Linked DNA regions of Homo sapiens: region 2 is linked to region 1. Evidence: read pairs that join two places in POLR2A ChIA-PET (ENCODE). Cell type or tissue: K562. All regions are shown on one strand. Links, peaks and the distances in the headings refer to the core of each region. The heading gives the core; the rest is flanking DNA.

Region 1 (2,922 bases), core at 122-2,621:
TCAATCTGTGGTACACATCAAGGCATTCAGCATTTTCCTGTGATGTTGTGGATTTGTCTCCTTCTTGGGAGCATTTTCAGCATTACTAGAGGTACTTTGTATGAGTCCTACGGTGTTATTCAAGGTTACAGCATGGCATTAAACAAGATGAAAAATACACAAGAACAACAGGAGGTTTTATTTTATTTTTTTTAGTTTTTACTGCAATACACAGTTTACTGGTCTGACAAATTGCTCAGGAGAAAATGATTAGCATCACAAGTCATTTTAAGCAAACACTGGAAATACTTGTGCTCACTGCGATAGCAACAGGAGATGGCTACAAAATTATTATAGTAGTATGGTGTATACTACCGTTAATTTTATGCTGTTATGATTTAATACTGCATTTTTACATTTGTTTACCTTTCTCTCTACAGTGCCATGCATGGTCTCAATATGTTCATGTGTATAAGTTTTTATTTATTTTTTTTGAGGCAGAGTCTTGTTCTGTCACCCAGGCTGGAGTGCAGTGGCGCGATCTTGCTGCAACTTTCTCCTCCCAGGTTCAAGTAGTTCTCCTGCCTCAGCCTCCTGAGTAGCTGGGATTACAGGCATGTGCTGCCATGCCCGGCTAATTTTTGTTATTTTTAGTAGAGGTAGGGTTTCACCATATTGGTCAGGCTGGTCTCGAACTCCTGACCTCACGTGATCCACCCATCAATAAATTTTAACTTTTTGTAAGATTTATGTACATTGCATGATAGTAAGTGATGAAATAGGCTGAAATCTACATATATTTTACATTTTCATGGCATATCTTTTTCTTAATTTTTAAAATATTACTTGGCTGTGTGGTTCAACTTTGAGCTTTTTAAAAAATCGTTGCAAATTTCCAAAATTTTTCCCAATATATTTATTGAAAAAACAATCTACATATTAGTGAACCCATGCAGTTCAAACCCATGTTGTTCAAGAGTCAGCTGTATTTGTATGTGTTTGTCTCCCCCACAAGGACTGAGACGCCCTGAGGGTGGGACATTATTTTTTCACTTTTCAAATTCAGTACATGGTCATAGTCCCTAATATATAATAGTCACTCTAATAATTTTGAATGAAACATGCTAACCATGGGGGCCAGAATTAAGGAAGGGGAACACTGCCAATTATCAGAGAGTTTTGGCAATGCCTGGACTGATTTCTCTATGTATGCATTATGAGCTCGATATTGAGCTGATGCTATGGGGCAAATAATAAGGGTAGGATAAATCAAAAATATAATTCCCCACTCCTGCGAGACATAATTAACCATTTTAAATAATAAGCTTTCTACATGTGTGAAAGAACTAGAGAACTAGTTTTAATATTGTCCATAAACTAGGTAGAAAGATAGTAACAGCTTTCATAATATAGGATCAATTTCTGGGTGGTTACCATTGCAGCTGAGAGACTGTTACTGCTATCTAAAAGGACAGGTTTGACCCTTTCTTATGTGGTTGGTTGATCCTTATGCATGTGGTCTGGAGATGAACAAGTAATTTTTTCAGGCTGACTCATAGTTTTGTACATTTCAACCCAAGTCTTTTAGTATTCGTTCACCTTTCATTTGAGGAGAAGCTAAGTGCTGACTGCCAGAGGATGGAATAGGAAGACAATGGTGAGAGTTTTCTCTCTCTTCTTATCCAGCAATGTTTTAGTACTTCTTATAGATTAGCTCTCTGGGAAGTGTCTTCATCCTAATGGTTCTGTATTCAGGGAAAAGGGAATAAATCTGCTATTTCTTGCTGACTATCGGGCTTTAGCTTTTCTTCTCCACGGATCTTGTAAAGAAAAAAGTGAGGGTGTATGATATATGGCCAGAAAAACCTAAATCAGAAAGAAAGAACATTGATCTAGATTGCAGTGGATATTGGTGGATTTTTTTAAAGCTCTAAACTTTAAAAAAAAATACTCAGGAGTCCCATATAACCAAGAAAGAAATAGAATGACTGTGATAAAGGGTAGGATCCTCTGCCCTGTATCCTCCTCTTTGCCCTTTATTTTCTTCCTCCTGGTGGCCCCTGGAGACTCCTGCTTGACACCACTCCATCCCCCATGAAACTTGGGAGAGTTCAGTCTGAAAATAATGACTCCAGATAAGGAACTCTAGAGTAGATTAACAGCAATCAGTGGTGGTGGGTATATTTTCTACCCCCACTTTTTTGTGATTCTCTCTATTTATCAAAAATGAAACTTAGTAGACATGTTCTTCTTTTTCTTTCCTGTATCCTTTTTAGGTTTCTAGCCATCCATGAGAAGGAAGTTAATGAAAATGGAAGTCAAATTTTAAAAATGACTGGACATGCATTTTTTCATTCCTTTTAGCTTTTGCTTTTATTATGTCTTTATTAAACAGTAAGACATTCATATGAAAAGAATAGAAAATACAGATAAGCAAAAAGAAAGCAAAAAATGAATTTAGTGAAATTACATACCTTTCCCATTCATGTGCAATTTTTACATACTAGAATGCTACATAATTCAAGTGTGAACAAATTATTGCACATTTATTGGTGGGAAACTGAAGACATAAATAATGGATATCTACATTTAATGTTACAAAAATGTTCCAACCATATTGTTGAGTTAAAAATAATAGAAAGGAAAGTAGGCTCAATAATGCATACATTATATATATATGTATTAATATATTTTATATATTTTTCCATTTATACAATATGTATTTAAAATGTATATTAACAATATGCTTTGTTTTAAAATAGATACACTTACATATTTACAAACATACTAATTTTTTTAAATGTAAATATATACTTGTCTTTTACCTTTATTTATGGTATTTCTAGGCTCACATACGTTTAAAATTTTTATATAATCAAATTATTATTTTTAAAGTGTTTTTTACACCTCACTTTCAGGCTTAGAGTATCCTCAGAAGTAATT
Region 2 (2,922 bases), core at 177-2,676, 1.2 Mb before region 1:
TGGAATTGATGGTTCAGGTGATAAGTATATGTTTCACTTGGTAACAAACTTCCAAAATGCATTTTAAAGAGGCTGCATCAGTTTGCATCCCCATCAATCGTGTATGAATATTTAATTCACATCTTCACTAGCATTTGTATTTCCAGGTATTTGCTTGTTTTGTTCGTTTTCCATTCCAGTAGCTATGCAGTGGTATCTAATTGTGATTTAACGTACATGTCCTTAAGGACTAAGGATGTTGAGCACGTTTTCTTTCCTTTTATTTTTACTTGATATGTATTAATTGTACACATTTATGGAACACAGGGTGATATTTTTGTGTACAACGTGTACTGATCAAATCAGGGTAATTAGCATATCCATCACCTCAAACCTTGGTTATTTCTTTGTGTTGTGAACATTTAAAATTCTCTCCTTTAAGTTTTAAGAACATAACAACAAATTGTAGTCAACTATATTCACCCTACAGGGATGCAGTACAACTGAACTACTTTCTTTCTAATCCCCTAACACTTGATACCTGTTAAACAACTTCTCCCCATTCTTCCCTCCCTCTACCCTCCCCAGCTACTAAAACCCACAATTTTACTCTGTACTTTCTTTTTGTTTTGTTTTTTTTTTTTTTGAGACGGAGTGTCGCTCTTTCGCCCAGGCCGGACTGCAGTGGCGCTATCTCAGCTCACTGCAAGCTCTGCCGCCCAGGTTCACGCCATACTCCTCCGGAGTAGCTGGGACTACAGGCGCCCACCACCGCGCCCGGCTAATTTTTTGTATTTTTAGTAGAGACGGGGTTTCACCGTGTTAGCCAGGATGGTCTTGATCTCCTGACCTCATGATCTGCCCGCCTCGGCCTCCCAAAGTGCTGGGATTACAGGCGTGAGCCACCGCGCCCGGCTTACTCTGTACTTTCATGAGCTGAAGTTTGTTTTTTTTAATTTTTAGTGAAAATATGTGCTATTCTCTTTCTGTGCCTCAGATGTGTGTGTGTGTGTGTGTGTGTGTGTGTGTGTGTGTGTGTATTAGTCCATATTCACGCTGCTAATAAAGACGTACTTGAGACTGGGAAGGAAAAGAGGTTTAACTTGACTTACAGTTTGACATGGCTGGAAAGGCCTCAGAATCACGGCGGGAGGCGAAAGTCGCTTCTTCCATGGTAGCAGCAAGAGAAAATGAGGACGAAACAATAGCGGAAACCCCTGATAAACCCATCAGATCTCGCGAGACTTATTCACTATCAGGAGAACAGCACAGGAAAGACCGGCCCTCATGATTCAATTACCTCTCCCTGGGGTACTGCCTTCCCAACAATCACCGTTAAGTCTTAACTCATTTCTGCATTAACCCAAAAGCCTGAAGTCCAAAGTCTCTGAGACGATGCAAGTCCCTTCTACCTATGAGCCTGTAAAATCAAAAACAAGCTAGTTACTTCCTAGACACAACAGCCATTTCAAATGGGAGAAATTGGCCCCAAAAAAGGGGTTACAGGGCCCATGCAAGTCCAAAATCCAGTGGGGCAGTCAAATTTTAAAGCTCCAAAATTATCTCCTTTTTCTCCAGGTCTCACATTCAGGTCACGCTGATGCAAGAGGTGGGTTCCCACGGTCTTGGGCAGCTCCGCCCCTGTGGCTCTGCAGGGTACAGTCTCCCTCCTGGCTGCTTTAACGGCTGGCTTTGAGTGTCTGCAGCTTTTCCAGGTGCAAAGTGCAAGCTATCGGGGAATCTACCATTCTGGGATCTGAAGGACGGTAGTCCTCTTCTCACAGCTCCACTAGGCAGTGCTGCAGTAGGGACTCTACGTGGGGTATCCAACCCCACATTTCCTTTCACATTGCCCTAGAAGAGGTTCTCTATGAGCGCCCCGCCCCTGCAGCAAACTTTTGCCTGGGAATCTAGGCATTTCCATACATCTGCTGAAATCTAGGCAGAAATTCCCAAACCTTAATTCTTGACTTCTGTGCACCCTCAGGATCAACACCATGTGGAAGCTGCCAAGGCTTGGCAGCTTCCACCCTCTGAAGCCAGCCTGAGCTGGACATTGGCCCTTTTCAGCCAGTGCTGGAGCAGCTGGGACACAGGGCATCTAGTCCTCAGGCTGCACACAGCATGGGGACCCTGAGCCTGGCCCACAAAATTACTTTTTTCTCCTGGGCCTCTGGGCCTGTTACAGGAGGGGCTTCCATGAAGGTCTCTGACGTGGCCTGGAGACATTTTCCCCATGGTCTTGGGAATTCATTCACATTTGGCTCCTTGCTGCTTATACAAATTTCTGAAGCCAGCTTAAATTTCTCCTCAGAAAATGGGTTTTTCTTTTCTATCAAATAGGCTGCAAATTTTCCAAACTTTTATGCTCTGCTTCCCTTATAAAACTGAGTATCTTTAACAGTACCCAAGTCACCTCTTGAATGCTTTGTTGCCTCTGCAAGATACCCTAAATCTGGCAGAATGCTTCTGCCAGATACCCTAAATCATCTCTCTCAAGTTCAAAGTTCCACAAATCTCTAGGGCATGGGCAAAATGCTGCCAGTCTCTTTGCTTAAACATAACAAGAGTCACCTTGGCTCCAATTCTCAATAAGTTCCTCACCTCCATCTGAGACCACCTCAGCCTGGACCTTATTGTCCATATCACTATCAGACTTTTGGGCAAAGCCATTCAATAATTATGTAGGAAGTTCCAACCTTTCCCACATTTTCCTGTCTTCTTCTGAGCCCTCCAAACTGTTTCAACCTCTGCCTGTTACCCAGTTCCAACGTCACTTCCAAATTTTTGGGTATCTTTTCGGCAGTGTCCCACTCTACTGGTACCAATTTGCAGTACTGGTCTGTATTTACGTTGCTGATAAAGACATACTCAAGATTGGGAAGAAAAAGAAGTTTAATTGGACTTACAGTTCTACATTGCTAGGGAGGCCTCAGAACCATG

What was found. Peaks named below come from ENCODE experiments on the same cell type or tissue, not always from the same donor. Only the 100,000 strongest peaks of a DNase experiment are listed, where the experiment ranks them.
Region 2: POLR2A ChIA-PET joins it to region 1 with 5 read pairs; 1 of 35 experiments calls an interaction of 5 or more read pairs at or near these places.

What each region holds. Positions count from the first base shown.
Region 1 is chr7:121,075,013-121,077,934 of GRCh38, forward strand. All of the region lies in intron 5 of CPED1 (cadherin like and PC-esterase domain containing 1), which reads left to right. Among named protein-coding and RNA genes, the nearest start is that of CPED1, 88 kb to the left of the region's middle. In K562, for the core only: a CTCF peak has its summit at 1,014; DNase peaks (open chromatin) are centred at 1,019, 1,499 and 2,069; H3K4me3 peaks cover 1,106 bases.
Region 2 is chr7:119,906,202-119,909,123 of GRCh38, forward strand. LINC02476 (long intergenic non-protein coding RNA 2476) reads right to left here and starts at 1,174. Exons shown (of 5, transcript NR_131960.1): 1 at 1,092-1,174. In K562, for the core only: no CTCF peak of the experiment used is centred there; a DNase peak (open chromatin) is centred at 1,280; H3K4me3 peaks cover 1,730 bases.